Regions from separate parts of the Homo sapiens genome. Here region 2 is linked to region 1. A link is an interaction called in ENCODE POLR2A ChIA-PET data of the cell type or tissue named here. Cell type or tissue: Panc1. All regions are shown on one strand. Each heading gives the region's core, and the rest is flanking DNA. Links, peaks and the distances in the headings are about the cores only. Region 1 has its middle 18 kb from the start of HSP90AA1. Region 2 overlaps MOK (MOK protein kinase).

Region 1 (8,973 bases), core at 2,582-7,581:
TCACAATCATGGCAGAAGGCAAGGAGTAGCAAGTCATGTCTTACATGTATGGCAGCAGGCAAAGAGAGAGCTTGTGCAGGGAAACTCCCATTTTTAAAACCATCAGATCTTGTGAGCCTTATTCACTATCATGAGAATAGCACAGGAAAGACCCACCTCCATGATTCGGTTACCTCCCACCAGCTCCCTCCCACAACATGTAGGAATTGTGGGAGTTACAATTCAAGATGAGATTTGGGTGAGGACACAGCCAAACCGTATCAGGGATATTCAACTTGGAACTACTGTTACATACAACATGGATGAATCCCACAGACCTAATGCTGAGTGGACATAGCCAGACATGAGAGTACGTATTGTGTAATTCCATCTGTATGAAGTTCAGAAATGGACAAAACTAATCAATGGTGTCAGAATGTTGGTTATCTTTGAGGGAGATATTGATAGGGAAGAAACATAGGGAGCCTCTGGGGTGCTGGAAAGTCTGCATCTTGAGCTGGGTGTTGGCTGTAAAAGTGTATCAAGTATTACACTTAGGATTTAGCACTTTATGTAAATTATACCTTAATTTAAAAAGTTAAAAAATTCAGCTGTCCAATAAAAATTAAAATAAATGAAATGCAATCCACATAGCCCTGCTAAAGTCAGGAAGAGAATGACCACTATCTCCACTACTGTTCAACAGTGTATTGAAAGTATTAGCCAAAGCAATCAGATAAGAGTTACAAATGAGGGGCTGGGCTCAGTGGCTCACACCTGTAATCCCAGCACTTTGGGAGGCCGAGGTGGGTGGATCATGAGGTCAGGAGTTCAAGACCAACCTGGCCAACATGGTGAAACTCCGTCTCTACTAAAAATACAAAAAATTAGCTGGGTGTGGTGGCAGGCACCTGTAATCCCAGCAACTCCAGAGGCTGAGGCAGGAGAATCGCTCAAACCCAGGAGGTTGAGGCTGCAGTAAGCCAAGATCACGCCATTGCACTCCAGCATGGGCAACAAGGGCAAGACTCCATCTCAAAAAAAAAAAAAAAAAAAAAGTTATAAGTTAGATGTGTAAAAATTAGAAAAGAGAAGTTAAAAGTTTTACTATTTGTTAATGATAGGATCAATATTTACAAGGCCCAAGAAAATCAACTAAAAAACTGCTATTAATAAAACAATTTTTAAAAAAAGAATTCAAAGCTAGGCACCATGGCACAAGGCTGTAGTCCTAGCTTGAGGTATGAGGATTGCTTGAGTCCAGGAGTCCAAGTCCAGCCTGGGCAACAGAACGAGGCCCAATTTTTTTTTTTTTTTTTTTTTTTTGGAGACAAGGTCTCGCTCTGTTGCTTACGCTGTAGTGCAATGTCATGATTATGGCTCACTGCAGCCTCAACCTCCCAGTTTCAAGCAGTCCTCCCACCTCAGCCTCCCAAGTAGCTGGGTCCACAGGTACATGCCACCACACTTAGCTAATTTTCTAAAATTTTTGTAGAGACATGGCCTCGCCATGTTGCCCAGGTTGGTCTCAAAATGGTCTCAAGCAATGCTCGTGTTTTGGCGTCCCAAAGTGCTGGTATTACAGGTGTGAGCCATTGCACCTGGGCTTCAAGGCCCCAATTCTAAAAAAAAAAAAATTTAAGAGAGAATTCAGTGAAATGATAGGGTATACAATTACAGAAACCAGAAGCCTTTATACACACAAAGACACAAACAGTATTACAGTGAGCATCTTCATACGTGCCCTCCTATGGATCCTTGTCAGAACTTCCCTTGGGTCTGTGCTCAGGAACAGGATTGGTGGGACAGAGCGTTCACACATTCTTCATTTGACTGAAACTGCTAGGTGGCTCTCCAGAACAGCCACACCAGCTGTCACACCCACCAGCATCCTTGCTAGTACTTGCCATATCCCCTACATATCCTCTGTGCTTGTGGAAAATGTGCTTCTGCAAAACCAGGGGCTAGGCTAGGAGTGGTGGCTCATGCCTATAATCCCAGCACTTTGGGAGGCCAAGGCAGGTGGATCATGAGGTCAAGAGATCGAGACCATCCTGGCCAACGTGGTGAAACCCCATTGCTATTAAAAATTCAAAAATTAGCTAGGCATGGTGGCGTGCACCTGTAGTCCCAGCTACTTGGGAGGCTGAGGCAGGATAATTGCTTGAACCCGGGAGGCAGAGGTTGCAGTGAGCCGAGATCATGCCACTGCACTCCAGCCTGGCAATAGAGCAACACTACGTCTCAAAAAAACAAACAAACCAAAAAAAACGGGCTAAACCAAGAAAGAAGCAAGCATGAGATGTAGGAAACAGGGATTCTAACAGGGAAGTGGTGAGAGGAATCTCTAGGATGTGCGGCAGGCCAGGGTTGGGGCACTACTGCTTCCAGACTCCCCACCCTCGCCTCCTTAAAGGGCTCAGGATATGAGGAGGAACTGGCCATAGGCTTAGTTGAAATTATTGTCATTGACAACAGTTCTTCTGTCTATAAAGTTTGAGTATTTGTGCCTTCTCTCAGTATCACTGTATATCATCCCCTAAGCAGTAGATCTATGCTTTCTTAGTTCTTCTTGCCCTAAGAATAACTTTAAAGACCTTTTTTATTTTCCTTAGAATTTCTGGCAAATTACAGCACAGTCCTCCTGACAGTATTTTTCAGGATTGTGTCATTCTTCAGGATCCATCTCTGATTATACTTCCCTTCATCTATATTTTGCCCATCCTCTCAAAACATTAGCTCAACAGGGTGGGCGCAGCGGCTCACACTTGTAATCCTTGCACTTTGGGAGGCCGAGGTGGGTAGATCACCTGAGGTCAGGAGTTCAAGACCAGCCTTGCCAACATGGGGAAACCCCATCTTTACTAAAAATACAAAACTCAGCTGGGCGTAGTGGCAGGCGCCTGTAATCTCAGCTACTCGGGAGGCTGAGGGAGGAGAATCGCTTGAACCTGGGAGGCGGAGGTTGCAGTGAGCTGAGTTGTGCCACTGCACTCCAGCCCGGGCGACAGAGAGAGACTCTGTCTCAAAAAAAAAAAAAAAAAAAAAAAAATTAGCTCAACAGGGAGCTCAGGCGGGCACACTGGTTTCCATTACTACTTCCCTCTTTTCATCTTCATCATGATTATTCATGATTGCATAATCAGGATTTCTTTTTAAAGAAGCTCCCTACTTGATATTAGCTGACAGAACAAAAGGTTCTTGATTAAATGATGGCTCTTCCCTGCTCACTGAAAGTCAAAAGCTAACAAAATACTTTGATCAAAAAATGGATTTTGATATCCATTGTTATGAAAATAGTGAAAAACTTCCAGGAGTAAATGAATAGTTTTGTGGACAGATGCTTTTAGTGGTCAAGAACCATTGATTGAGAAAGCTGTTTCTGAACAAAGAACTGGAAAAGCCAGGCTCTACCAATACACAATGTAAACGTAAATGAACCACACTGCAGGCACCTACTTTCACGGAACTCTCTCCTCCTTTGCCTGAACCGTTTCAACAGCTTTTTTTTTTTGAGATGGAGTCTCACTCTGTCGCCCAGGCTAGAGTGCAGTGGCACCATCTTGGCTCACTGCAACCTCAGCCTCATGGGTTCAAGCAATTCTCCTGCCTCAGCCTCCCGAGCAGCTGGGATTACAGGCGCATGTGCATACCACCACACCCGGCTGATTTTTGTATTTTTAGTAGAGACAGGGTTTCACCATGTTGGCCAGGCTGGTCTGGAACTCCTGACCTCAGGTGATCTACCTATCTCACCCTCCCAAAGTGCTGGGATTACAGGCATTAGCCACCATGCCCAGTCTCAAAAGCTTTCTAATTGTCTCCATGTGTCCAGACTTGTGACCCTCAAATCCAAACACAGCCATGAAGATCTACCTAAAACACAAATCTCAGAATGAATGACCTTCCCTGTGGACAGAGAACACACTCCCCACTGGCAGGCAAGCCCACACCTTGCAGATGCAGGCCCTGTCTCCCTTGCAAGCCCTCTTCCTGCATAGCTCCATGCCTACCAGCTGTGCTCTAGCCACCGCTAGCACCTACCATGCTGATTCTCACCTTTGTGCCTTTGCACACACGGTCCCCTCCATCTGGCATGCCTTCTTCCACTCTGACCCAGGTTGTTCCTTACTACTCAGTTCAGGCGCCATTTGCCTTTGGGAAGCCTTTTCTCGTCCTCACTGTGCCCCCATAACTCCCTGAGGCTATTTTACATCAGGGTATACAAGTACATGTTCTTGCATCTGTCTTTCCAACAGTGAGCTCCCAGGACGAGGAACTGGGTGTTCTTTGAATCCCCAGCCCTAGCAAAGCGCCTGGACATTGTAAACTAGATCAGTGTTTGTTGAATGAAGTTTGGTTTTTTTTTTGTTTTTTTTTTTTGAGACAGACTCTCACTCTGTCGCCCAGGCTGGAGTGCAGTGGCACGTTCTCACTCACTGCAATCTCCACCTCCCGGGTTCAAGCGATTCTCCTGCCTCAGCCTCCTGAGTAGCTGGGACTACAGGGGCGTGCCATCACACACGGCTGAATTTTTTTTTTTTTTTTTTTTTTTAGTAGAGATGAGGTTTCACCATGTTAGGCAGTATGGTCTCGATTTCCTGACCTCGTGATCTGCCCACCTTGGCCTCCCAAAGTGCTGGGATTACAGGTGTGAGCCACTGCGCCAAGCCAAGAATGAAATCTTGTCATTTGCGGCAACATGGATAGATGGGAGGTCATTATGTTAAGTGAAATAAGCCAGGTACAGGAAGACAAATACAACATGTTCTCACTCATATGTGAGAGCTAAAAAAGAGGTAGAGAGTAGAATGATGGTTATCAGAGGCTGGAAAGGGAAAGGAGAGGGAAAGATGAGTCGAAGTTGGTTAATGGGTATAAAAATACAGTTAGAAGGAATAAGTTCTGGTATTCAAGAGTACAGTAGAGAAATCAGTTAATAATTTATATGTCTCAAAATAGTTACAAGACAGGAACTGTAGTGTTCTCAGCACAAAGAAAAATAAGGAGATGGATATCCCAATTACCCTGATTTGGTCATTGCACATTACATACATGCATCAAAATATCACGTGTAGGCCGGGCGCAGTGGCTCACACCTGTAGTCCCAGCACTTTGGGAGGCTAAGGTAGGCGGATCACTTGAGGTCAGGAGTTTGAGACCAGCCTGGCCAACATGGTGAAACCCTGTCTCTACTAAAAATACAAAAAAAATTAGCCGGGCGTGGTGGCGCATGACTGTAATCCCAGCTACTCGGGAGGCTGAGGCAGGAGAATCGCTTGCATCCAGGAGGCAGAGGTTGCAGTGAGCCAAGATCTTGCCGTTGCACTCCAGCCTGGGCAACAGACTGAATGAGACTCCATCTCAAAAAAAATATATCACATGTACCCCAAAAATATGTGAACTGTTATACATCTATAATTTTTTTAAAAACCAACTCCATTCATGATCAGTATCATTGGCTCCTAAGAGGTTGTTTGGAACAAGGCTGCTGATGAGATTCATCCAAGTATCAAACCCACATTAACAATTTCTTTTTTTTTTTTTTTGAGACAGAATTTCAATCTGTCACCCAGGACAGGGTGCAGTGGTGCAGTCTCAACTCACTGCAACCTCCGCCTCCTGTAATCCGAACTCAGCTCACTGCAACCTCCACCTCCCATGTTCAAGTAATTCTCCTCCCTCAGCCTCCCAACTAGCTGAGACCACAGGTGCACACCGCCACACCTGGCTAATTTTTATATTTTTTTGTAGAGATGGGTTTTTGTTTTTTTTTTTTTGTTTTGAGACGGAGTTTTGCTTTTGTTGCCCAGGCTAGAGTGCAATGGTGCGATCTTGGCTCACTGCAACCTTTGCCTCCTAGGTTCAAGCAATTCTTCTGCCTCTGCCTCCCAAGTATCTGGGATTACAGGCATCTACTGCCATACCCGGCTAATTTTTTGTATTTTAGTAGAGACAGGGTTTCACCATGTTGGCCAGACTGGTCTCGAACTCCTGACCTCAGGTGATCCACCCCCCTCGGCCTCCCAACGTACTGGGATTACAGGCATGAGCCACCACACCCAGCCGAGATAGGGTTTTACCATGTTGCCCAGGCTCATCTCAAACTCCTGGACTCAAGCAGTCCATCTGCTTCAGCCTTCCAAAATGCTGGGATTATGGCATGAACCAATGCACCTGACCTCTACAAAACATTTTTCTTAAAATTAGCCAGACATGGTAGTGTGCGGCTGTAGTCCCAGCTACTCGAGAAGCAGAGGTAGGAGGTAGGAGACTCGCTTAAGCCCAGCAGGTTGAGGCTGCAGTGAATCATGATCATGCCACTGCACTAGAACCGAGACCCTATCTGAAAAAAAAAAAAAAAAAAATCAACTCCCACTTCTGCTTTTTTTTTTTTTTTTTTTTTTTTGAGACTGAGTCTCGCTCTGCTGCCCAGGCTGGAGTATATTGGCACCATCTTGGCCCACTGCAACCTCTGTCTCCTGGGTTCAAGTGATCCTTGTGCCTCAGCCTCCTGAGTAGGTGGGATTACAGGCATGTGCCACCATGCCTGGCTAATTTTTTTGTATTTTCAGTAGAGATGGAGTTTTACCATGTTGGCCAGGCTAGTCTCAAACTCCTGACCTCAGGTCATCTGCCCACCTCGGCCTCCCAAAGTGCTGGGATTACATGTGTGAGTCACTGCACCTGGCCCCCCACTTCTTTTTATTTTGTTTCTTTTTTGGGGGGTCTTACTATGTTGCCCAGGCTAGGCTCAAACTCCTAGGCTTAAGCAATGCACTCCCCTTGGCCTCCAAAGTGTTGGGATTACAGGCGTGAGCCACCACTCCCGGCCTTGAGTGCTTATTATGTACTATATTTCCCCATATTTTATCTAAAGTTAGTCTCTAGAATAATCATAGGAAGTAGACATTACTATTCCCATTTGATGAGAAACTCTCACAAGTCGTATGCGTGGCAGAGCCTCTTCTTCATACAGAGTGTGGAACAGGGAACTCGTGTCATTGATGCATTTAGCTTACTTTCCTAAGGGGCTTTCAAGGGGGACACTTCCCCTGGATTCAATTTTCCCCTTAGCCACTAACTTTGAAACCCAACCAGAATTCCAGACCCTTCAGTGCAGCTCTCCTGCAGTTGGTTGAGTCATTAGGATAAGTCTGAATGGAGCCTGGAATAATAACAACTAAGTTCTAGTTTTTGCTGCAGGCCCTCTAGCCCAGTCCAAGAGCACCTGGCCACCCAGAGAAGCACTGCTGGAGTGGGGGATCAGGCCATACAGCATCCACAGAGAAGCCCAGCTCCTTACTGGGACCCTGGTCCATTTCCCAAGTTGAACTTCCTGCAGGAAGAGAACATATCACATATTTTAATCCATTTGACAGTCACAGAGGAAGTCTAAGGAAGCCAGGGCATGCCTGCTTGGGGCTGTCCAAGTTCATCCTCTGCCGCCCTATCTCTGTTATGTTTGGTTTGGAAGTCCAGAAGATTGTGTTTATGTTCCCAGCAGGGCACCTGTTAACTGGTACCAAGAAAAGGCCCAAGTGTTTCTCTGGCATCTGATGGTGTCTGGATCCACCACTCTACTCTGTCTCTGGAAACAGCCCTTCCACGTCTCTGCATTCCCTGTCACCGCGTCACTGGCCTTCAGACAGAGCCAAGGTGCAGGGCAACACCTCTACAAGGATCTGCAGCCATTTATATTGCTTAGGCTACTGGTAAGTGGACTAAGGTTTAAAATTACTATCCTAAACATTTCTAGCTAATGTTAACCATCCATCCAACCAACCGGTGGTTGGAGTCACAGAAAGCTAAAACAATGTCACTCTCTTTATTGTTTATTCCCTGCCTACCCATCCACTGCATTGACATCTACTGAGGGTCCACTACAGGCCCAGGCAATGTCCAAGAGAGTCCCAGGTCCCTGCCTGGAGTGCATGTGACAATCATCATAATACAGGGCTATAGCGCATATATGACAAAGTGCTGTGGGAGAAAAGAGAAAGACAATCCAATCCCTTGGGCTCCCAGAAGAGGTGGCTTGTGAGCTGCGCCTTGAGCACCCACTCACGGAGGACAGCATAAGCAAAAGTGGGGAGGAATGTGGGCAGGAGGGGCGTGAAGAAGCGGGCAGTGGGGTTTGGAGTGACTGAACCCTAGGAGGGTGGTGGTGGCAAGAGATGATGGGGGAGTGTTGGAGGGGCCTGGGCAGGCTATGCTGAGGAGTTTGGGCTTGACCCAAAAGTCACAGTGAACCACGGAAGGGGCTGAGCATTGGAGGAACAGTCACACTCAGTGCCTTAGAACGTCACTCTGGCCTCTGGTTAGACACAGTGGGTGGAACATTTGCATTCATCTGTGTTCCTTCTGGAGCCCTGCTAATATGGCAGTGAACATTATATATGTGTGTATCTCATGCAGCCACAGGACAAAAGAATGAGAGAGGAGAAAGCAGCAGGGGAGAGAAGTGAACCAAATTTTGAATGCTGGGAGGAGATGGACAGTTGGTGACTGACCTTCCCTCAAGCATCTCTGGAGCCACAGCCCCCAGCCGGCTGTGTCCAGCACGTGGTAATTTATTGAACAAGAATGGGAGGTACTAAAATACTGACTAGAAGCTTTGTGATTTGTGGGTAAGGATACAGGAATTTCATTAGAGCCCGTCCCGCCATGTCAGAGTTTATACGTCTTTGAAGCTGGTCAGTTTCTTTAGAGAGGAACTTCACAGATGAGGAAATTGAAGTACATGGAAGTCAAGTAGTCTCTCCAAAGTCACATAGAGTGATAGCAGAGCAGGGATTTAAACTCATGGCCAGTAAATAATGAAAATATAGGATTACTAATCAAAGAAATGCAAATTAAAATCAGAGCTGGGCATGGTGGCTCACGCCTGTAATCCCAGCAGTTTGGGAGGCCCAGGCGGGCAGATCACCTGAGGTTGGGAGTTTGAGACCAGCCTGACCAACATGGAGAAACCCTGTCTCTACTAAAAATACA
Region 2 (8,973 bases), core at 2,473-7,472, 170 kb before region 1:
ACGGGGTTTCACTGGACAGGCTCGTCTTGAACTCCTGACCTCAGGTGATCCACCCGCTTCAGCCTCCCAAAGTGCTGGGATTATAGGTGTGAGCAACTGCACCTGGCCAGTTTATGCCTCTTTAATGCTGAGCAACATTCATTACAATCTGTGAGTACAACACAATTTCTTTATCCATTTTCCTGTTAATGGACTTTTTGATAGTTTCCAGTTTTGGGCTACCATGAATAAAGCTGCTTATGAAATTCGACTTCTTAGGCTGGGTGTGGTGGCTTGCTTCTGTAATCCCAGCACTTTGGGAGGCTGAGGCGTGAGGATTGCTTGAGCCCAGGAATTTGAGACCAGGCTGGATGACATATAGCCTGGTCTGTATGTCGTATGAAGAAAGACTTTTAGTATCTTTTTTTTTCCTCTACAAAAAAAAAAAAAAAAAAAGACCAGGGCATAGTGGCTCACTCCTGTAGTCCTAGCTACTTGAGAGGCTGTGATGGGAGCGTTGCTGAGCCTAGGAAGTTGAGGCTGCAATGAGCCATGATCACACCACTGCACTCCAGCCTAGGTGACAGAGCAAGACCCTGTCTCAGAAAAACAACAAAAGAAATACAGAAATTCTACTGGTGCATATTTCATTTTTTCTTTTTCTTTTTTTTTTTTTTTGAGACGGAGTTTCGCTCTTGTTGCCCAGGCTGGAGGGCACTGGCATGATCTCAGCTCACCACAACCTCCGCCTCCTGGGTTCAAGTGATTCTCCTGCCTCAGCCTCCAGAGTAGCTGGGATTACAGGCATGCACCATCACACCCGGCTAATTTTTTGTATGTTTTCATTTTTTCTTAGGCAGTTACCTAGAAACAGAATCACTGGGTCAAAGGGTAGGTATATGTTTAACTTTATAAGAAACTGACAAGCCTTTTCTCAAAGTGATTGTAACTTTTTATTTTTTTATTTAATTTAATTAATTAATTTATTTATTTGAGACAGAGTGTCGCTCTATCACCCAGGCTGGCTATCTCGGCTCAATGCAAGCTCTGACTCCTGGGTTCACGCCATTCTCTTGCCTCAGCCTCTTGAGTAGCTGGGACTACAGGCGCCCGCCACCACGCCCGGCTAATTTTTTTTTTGTATTTTTTAGTAGAGATGGGGTTTCACCATGTTAGCCAGGATGGTCTCCATCTCCTGACCTTGTGATCCGCCCACTTCAGCCTCCCAAAGTGTTGGGATTACAGGCGTGAGCCACCACGCCCGGCCTGTAGCTTTTTATATTACCACCGGCAAAGAATGAAAGTTCCAGTTGCTCCATATTCCCACCGGCATTTGATGTTGTTATTCTTTTAAGTTTAAGCCATTCTGATGATTGTGTGGAATTATCTCATGGTAGTTTTAGTTTCTACTTCCCCGATGACTAATGATAAACACTTGATCATGTACTTATTGGCCATTCATGTATCTTCATTTATGAATTGCCTGTCCAAGTTTTTGTCCCTTTAAAAATTTAGACCTTAAGAAACAAGCCATCCTAAGGGAGAAAAAAAGAAAAAATAATTTTAAAAATTAGGCTGTTTGCCTTTTTATTGAATTTAGGAGTTCTTTATATATTCTGTATAGAAGTCTTTTATTAAATGTGTTTTGCAGGTAGTTTCTCCAAGTCTGTGGTTTGCCTATCCATTTTCTTTATGGCATCTTTCCATGTGCTGAAGTTTTTTAATGTCAGTGAAGTCCAATTTATGGAGTTCTTTTGTGGTTATTGTTTTTTGTTTTCTGTCTTAGAAGAAATTTTTGTCTACTTCTAGGTTGTGAATGTATTCTCCTGTATTTTCTCCTAAAAACCTTATCATTTTAACTTTTTACATTTAGGTCTGTGATCCATCTTTTTTTTTTTTTTTTTTTGAGATGGAGTCTCGCTCTGTCACCCAGGCTGGACTGCAGTGGCGCTATCTCTGCTCACTGCAAGCTCCGCCTCCCAGGTTCACTCCATTCTCCTGCCTCAGCCTCCCGAGTAGCTGGGACCGCAGGCGCCCACCACCACGCCCGGCTAATTTTTTGTATTTTTAATAGAGACGGGGTTTCACCGTGTTAGCCAGGATGGTCTCGATCTCCTGACCTCACAGTCCACCCACCTCGGCCTCCCAAAGTGCTGGGATTACAGGCGTGAGCCGCCGTGCCCGGCCAATCCATCTTAAATTAATTTTTGTGAATGGTGAGCGGTAGGGATCAAGCATCAGTTTTTTCCCCCAAATGAATATCCAGTTGTTCCAGCATCATTTGTTAAAAAAAGACTTTCCTTGCCTTCAGTGGATTATTTTGTCAAAAGCTAATTGACTGTAAAAGTATAGGTCTGTTTTGGACTCTCTATTCTGTTTCATTGCTCTCTTTGACTGTCATTATGCCAATACCATACTGTTTTGATTAATGTAGCTCAACAGTAAGTTTTGAAGTCAGATACTAAAAGTCTTTCTTCTTCTTTTTTTTTTTTTTTGAGACAGAGTCTCTTTCTGTCATGCAGGCTGGAGTGCAGTGGTGTCATCTCGGCTCACTGCAACCTCTGCCTCCTGGTTTCAAGCAATTCTCCTGCCTCAGCCTCCTGAGTAGCTGGGATTACAGGCACCCACCACCATGCCTGGCTAATTTTTGTATCTTTAGTTGAGACAGGGTTTCACCATGTTGGCCAGGCTGGTTTCAAACTCTTGACCTCAGGTGATCCGCCTGCCTCGTCCTCCCAAAGTGCTGGGATTACAGGCGTGAGTTACCGTGCCCGGCCTCTTCATCTTTTTAAAGACAGTTTTGCCTACTGTAGGTCCTCTGTACATCCACATACATTTTAGAATCAGCTCAATTTTTTTTTTCTGTGAGGATTCTAGGAATATAGCTCATCAATTCTATTAAAAAATAAAACCAGCCGGGCACAGTTTCTCACGCCTGTAATCCCAGCACTTTAGGAGGCTGAAAGTGGGCTGATCACTTGAGCCCAGGAGTTCAAGACCAGCCTGAACAACATGGTGAAACCCCATCTCGATTGAAAATAACAAAAATTAGCCAAGTGTAGTGTCACACACCTGTAGTCGCAGCTGCTTGGGAGGCTGAGGTGGGAGGATTGCTTGAGCCTGGGAGGTGGAGGCTTCAGTGAGCCAAGATCATGCAGCTGCACTCCAACCTGGGTGACAGAGTGAGAACCTGTCTCAAAAAAAAAAAAAAAAATGCAGGTACGGTGGCTCACACCTGTAATCCCAGCACTTTGGGAGGCCGAGGCGGGCAGATCATGAGGTCAGGAGGTCAAGACCATCCTGGCTAAAACCGTGAAACCCCATCTCTACTAAAAATACAGAAAATTAGCCGGGTGTGGTGGCAGGCGCCTATAGTCCCAGCTACTCAGGAGGCTGAGGCAGGAGAATGGAGTGAACCCAGGAGGTGGAGCTTGCAGTGAGTGGAGATTGGGCCACTGCACTCCAGCCTGGGCGACAGAGTGAGACTCTGTCTCAAAAAAGAAAAACAAAACAAAAAAAAACTATTGAGATTATGAATAGGATTGTATTGAGTCTATCGTTCAATTTGGGAGAGAATGCATATCTTAGCAATATTGAACTTTGCAATTCATAAACATGGTATAACCGTCTCTCCATTTATTTCAGTTTGCTTTAGTTTCAGCTATGTTTTGTTTTTGTTTTTGAGACGGAGTTTTGCTCTTGTTGCCCAGGCTGGAGTGCAATGGCATGATCTCAGCTCACTGCAACCTCTGCCTTCCGGGTTCACAGGTTCTAGAGATTCTCCTGCCTCAGCCTGCCAAGTAGCTGGGATTACAGGCACGTGTCACCATGCCCAGCTAATTTTTGTATGTTTAGTAGAAGACAGGGTTTTGTCATGTTGGCCAGGCTGGTCTCGAACTCCTGACTTCAGGTGATCCGCCCACCTTGGCCTCGCAAAGTGCTCAGATTACAGGTGTGAGCCACCTTGCCTGGACGGTTTCAGCTGTTTTGTAGTTTCACTGAAAAGGTCTTACGTGTCTTTTGTTAAATTTATATCTAAGTGTTTTATGTTTTATAACATTATTATAAAAGGATATTTTAAACATTTATTTCCCATTGTTAGCCATAAGTATGTAGAAATGCAATTAATTTTTGTTTACTTTGTATTTTGAGAAATTTCTCAGGATTCACTTATTTTTTTTTTTTTTTTGTTCTAGTATGTTTTGGTTGCTTTCTTAGGATTTTTTACTTAAAGAAATATGTCACCTGCAAATAGAGACAGTTTTACTCTTCTTTCCCAATGTTGATGACTTTTTTTTTTGAGACGGAGTTTTGCTCTGTTGCCCATGCTGGAGTGCAGTGGCGCGATCTCAGCTCACTGCAACCTCCACCTCCCGGGTTCAAGTGATTCTCCTGCCTCAGCCTCCCAAGTAGCTGGGACTACAGGCACCCGCCACCACGCCTGGCGAATTTTTGTATTTTAAGTAGAGACAGGGTTTAACCGTATTGGCCAGGCTGGTCTCGAACTCCTGACTTTGTGATCTGCCCACCTTGGCCTCCCAGAGTGCTGGGATTACAGGCGTGAGCCACTGTGCCCGGCCCATGACTTTTTTTCTAGCCTTTCCCATTAGTTCAGATTTCCAGTACAATATTGAATGCAAGTAGCGGGGAAGTGTTCAGCATTTCAACATTAGAAGCATGATGTTTGCTGTATATGTCTTTTATCAAATTGACAGAGTTCCCTTTCATGAATAGCTTGCTGAGAATTTTTGTCCTGAATTGGTATCGAATTCTGTCAAATGACTTTTTGGTATTATTATTTTTTCCTTTTTCTTGTATTGTGGTGGATAACATTCATTCATTTTTGAATAATAACTCAACCTTGCATTCCCAGTATAGCTGGGATTCCCCACTTAGTCATAACATATGATCAGTTTTACATGTTCCTGGATTTGATAGTATTTTGTCAAGTATTTTTGTATTTGTACTCATAAGGGATACTTTTTTTTTTTTCGTGATGGAGTCTTGCTGTGTTGCACAGGCTGGAGTGTGGTGGCGTGATCTCGGCTCACTGCAACCTCCGCCTCAAGCAATTCTGCTTCAGGCTCCCAAGTAGCTGGGATTACAGGCGCGTGCCACCATGCCTGGCTAATTTTTGTATTTTTAGTAGAGATGGGGTTTTGCCATGTTGGCCAGGCTGTCTTGAACTCCTGACCTCAGGCAATTCGCCAGACTTGGCCTCCCAAAGCACTAGGATTACAGGCGTGAGCTACCATGCTTGGCCTATACTTTTCTTATTATATAAAAGTCTTTGTTAGGGAGTTAGGCGTGGCGTCTCATACCTTTAATCCCAGCACATTGGGAGGCTGAGGTGGGAGGATGGCTTAAGCCCAGGAGTTTGAGGCCAGCCTGGACAAGATGAGACCTTGTTTCTACAAATAAAAAACAGCTGGGCATGGTGGCAGGCACCTGTGGTCCCAGCCACTTGGGAGGCTGAGGTAGGAGGATGGCTTAAGATCAGGAGGTCAAGGCTGCAGTAAGCAGTGATTACACTACTGCACTCCAGCCTGGGCCACAGAGTGAGACCCTGTCTCAAAAAAAGAAAAAGAAAAAAGTCTTTATTAGGTTTTGCGGCTGGGTGCAGTGGCTCACACCTGTATTCCCAGCACTTTGAGAGGCTGAGGTGGGTGGATCACTTGAGGCCAGGAGTTTGAGATTAGCCTGGCCAACATGGCAAAACTCTGTTTCTACCAAAACTACAAAAATTAGGTGGGCGTGGTAGTGCATGCCTGTAATCCCAGTTACTCAGGAGGCTGAGGCACAAGTATGGCTTGAACCCTGGAGGCAGAGTTTGCAGTGAGCCGAGGTTGCGCTCGTGCACTCCAGCCTGGGCAACAGAGCGAGAATCTGTCTTAAAAAAAAAAGTTTTTGTTAGGTTTTGGTATAAAGGTTTTCAGGTCTAACAGAACAAGTTGGGAAGTGTTCATTCCTCCATTTTTTGCTGAAAAAGTTTGTGTAAGAGTATTTCTTTTTTAAATGTTTGAAATAATTCACCAGTGAAATTGTCTGGTCTAGGAGTTTTCCTTGTGGGGAAGGTCCCTCCCACAATGATGTTTATTATAACATCATTCGTAGTGATAAAAAGATGGGATCACGACGAAGTGGTGGAACAAGGAATGACCTCAAGGCACATCTGTATCAAGGAATATTAAAGAAAAAAACCAGAACTATGCCAAATAATTTGGAAGGATTTCCATATGATTTTTTAAAAGCTTTATTGAAGGATGATTTCCTTTTGTTTCTTTTGAGATGGAGTCTCGCTCTGTCATCCAGGCTGGAATGCAGTGGTGCAGTCTTGGCTAGCTGCAACCTCTGCCTCCTGAGTTCAAGCAATTCTCCTGCCTCAGCCTCCTGAGTAGTGGGGATTGCAGGCACCTGCCACCATTAATTTTTGTATTTTTAGTAGAGATGGGGTTTCATCATGTTGGCCAGGCTGGTCTCAAACTCCTGACCTCAGGTTATCCACCCGTCTCGGCCTCCCAAAGTGTTGGGATTATAGGCGTGAGCCACTGTGCCCAGCCTGAAGTATAATTTTCCTTTCATAAAATTCAGCTATTGTAAGTGAGTTTCAGGACATTTATACGGCTGTGCAACTGTCACCACAATTCCGTTTTAGAACACTTTCATCATCTGTTGGGAGGTTTTTGATAACAACTAATAAGAATAAAATAGGGCTATTTTATTAAATAGGGCTGTTTCAATTTCCAGTTTTATTTTGTGTCAGATTTGGTAACTGTGTTTTTTGAGGAATTTGTTTACCCTAAATTGTCATATTTATTGGCATACAGTTATTTGTAATACTCTCATTATTATTATTTAATTTTTTTTTTTTGAGATGGAGTCTTGCTCTTGCCCAGGCTGGAGTGCAATGGCACAATCTCGCCTCACTGCAACCTCTGCCTCCCAGGTCCAACTGATTCTCCTGCCTTAGCCTCCTGAGGAGCTGGAATTACAGGCACCCTGCCACCACGCTTGGCTAATTTTTGTATTTTTAGTGGAGACAGAGTTTCACTGTGTTGGCCAGGCTGGTCTCGAACTCCTGACCTCGTGATCCACCCACCTTGGCCTCCCAAAGTGCTGGGATTACAGGCGTGAGCCCCTGTACCCGGCCAAGGGGGACATTTAGATAATTGATTTTAACCCTTTCTTCCTTTAGTATTTACACATAAGTATCTTTCTAAATCCTGTTTTAGCTGCATCTCATAAATTTCTATATGTTGTGCTTTATTTGGTTTGAAATGTTTTCTAATTTCCCTTGTGATTTCTTCTTTACTGTTTAATTTCCAAATATTTGAGACTTTTCTAGATAACTTACTGTACTGATTTCTAATTTAATCCATTGTGGTCTGAGAACATGTTGTGTAAAGTTTTCAGTCTTGAAATGTATTGAGACTTACCTTATGGTCCAGCACATTATCTATATGGATGAATGTTTCATATATACTTGAAAAGAATATTTTATATACAGTTGTTGAATATACTGTTCTGTAAATGTCAATTAGGACAGGTAGTTAATAATGCTGTTAAGATCTTCTGTATCTTTACTGATTTTTTTGAAAGATTGTTCAATCAATTATGGGAGTAAGGTGTTAAAATCTTCATCTCTTTCTTTAGTATTGTCAACTTTTCCTTTATGTATATTAAAATTTTCTCATTTAGGCCAGGCACAGTGGCTCACGCCTGTAATCCCAGTACTTTGGGAGGCTGAGGCAGGTGGATCACTTGAGATCAGGAGTTTGAAACCAGCCTGGCCAACATGGTGAAACCTTGTCTCTACTGAAAATATAAGAATCAGCCAGGCATGGTGGCAGGTGCCTATAATCCCAGCTACTTGGGAGGCTGAGGCAGGAGAATCACTTGAACCCAGGAGATGGAGATTGCAGTGAGCCAAGATCACTCCACTGCACTCTAGCCTGGTCAACAGAGCAAGACTCCGTCTCACAAAAAAAAAAAAAAAAAAAGCTGGTTGTGGTGGCTCATCACTTTGGGAGGCCAAGGCGGGTGGATCACCTCAGGTTGGGGGTCGAGACCAGCCTGGCCACTGTGATGAAACCTCATCTCTACTAAAAATACAAAAATAGCCTGGGATAGTGGTGGGCACCTGTAATCCCAGCTACTCAGGAGGCTGAGGCAGGACAATAGCTTGCACCTGGGAGGTGGAGGTTGCAGTGAGCCTAGATCGTGCCACTGCACTCCAGCCTGAATGACAGAGCAAGATTTTGTCTCAAAAAAAAAAAAAAATTCTCTTATTTGACACATACACATTTACAATTGTCATTGCTTCCTAATGTATTGACTCTTTTTTTATCATCATGAAATCATAAGTAGTAGTAATCCTTATTTTGCAGTCTATTTTGTCTAATATTAATATAACCATTTCTTCCTCCCCTTTACTTTGAGGACTTTCTTCATATAGATTGTATTGGTTAGATAAACTTATTTTCCATAAAATTCATCCAATAAAATGAAATGTTGAAATTTCATAGTTGATCTTTAAATAATTTTTTTTTTTTTTTGAGACGGAGTCTCACACTGTCGCCCAGGCTGGAGTGCAGTGGCGTGATTTCGGCTTACTGCAAGCTCCACCTCCCAGGTTTACGCCATTCTCCTGCCTCAGCCTCCAGAGTAGCTGGGACTACAGGCACCCGCCACCATCCCGGCTAATTTTTTGTATTTTTTAGTAGAGACGGGGTTTCACTGTGTTAGCCAGGATGGTCTCGATCTCCTGACCTCATGATCCACCCGCCTCGGCCTCCCAAAGTGCTGGGATTACAGGCATGAGCCACCGTGCCCAGCCGATCTTTACATTTTTTTTAAAAGTCTGAGTCCTGGTGATCATAATTTGTTCCATTTGTAGATTCCACTTATGGTAAATGTCATCTGGTTCTTTTCGGAGCAAAGGCTGCCTACATTCCTCTTACATTCAGTTCTGTGGTATTTTGTTTCCAACAGAAC

What was found. Peaks named below come from ENCODE experiments on the same cell type or tissue, not always from the same donor. Only the 100,000 strongest peaks of a DNase experiment are listed, where the experiment ranks them.
Region 2: POLR2A ChIA-PET joins it to region 1 with 5 read pairs; 3 of 35 experiments call an interaction of 5 or more read pairs at or near these places.

The regions. Positions count from the first base shown.
Region 1 is chr14:102,100,596-102,109,568 of GRCh38, reverse strand. It overlaps a transcript of HSP90AA1 not described here. Among named protein-coding and RNA genes, the nearest start is that of HSP90AA1, 18 kb to the right of the region's middle. In Panc1, for the core only: no CTCF peak of the experiment used is centred there; no DNase peak of the experiment used is centred there.
Region 2 is chr14:102,268,476-102,277,448 of GRCh38, reverse strand. The region is part of intron 2 of MOK (MOK protein kinase); the gene reads left to right. Among named protein-coding and RNA genes, the nearest start is that of MOK, 32 kb to the left of the region's middle. In Panc1, for the core only: no CTCF peak of the experiment used is centred there; no DNase peak of the experiment used is centred there; H3K27ac peaks cover 199 bases.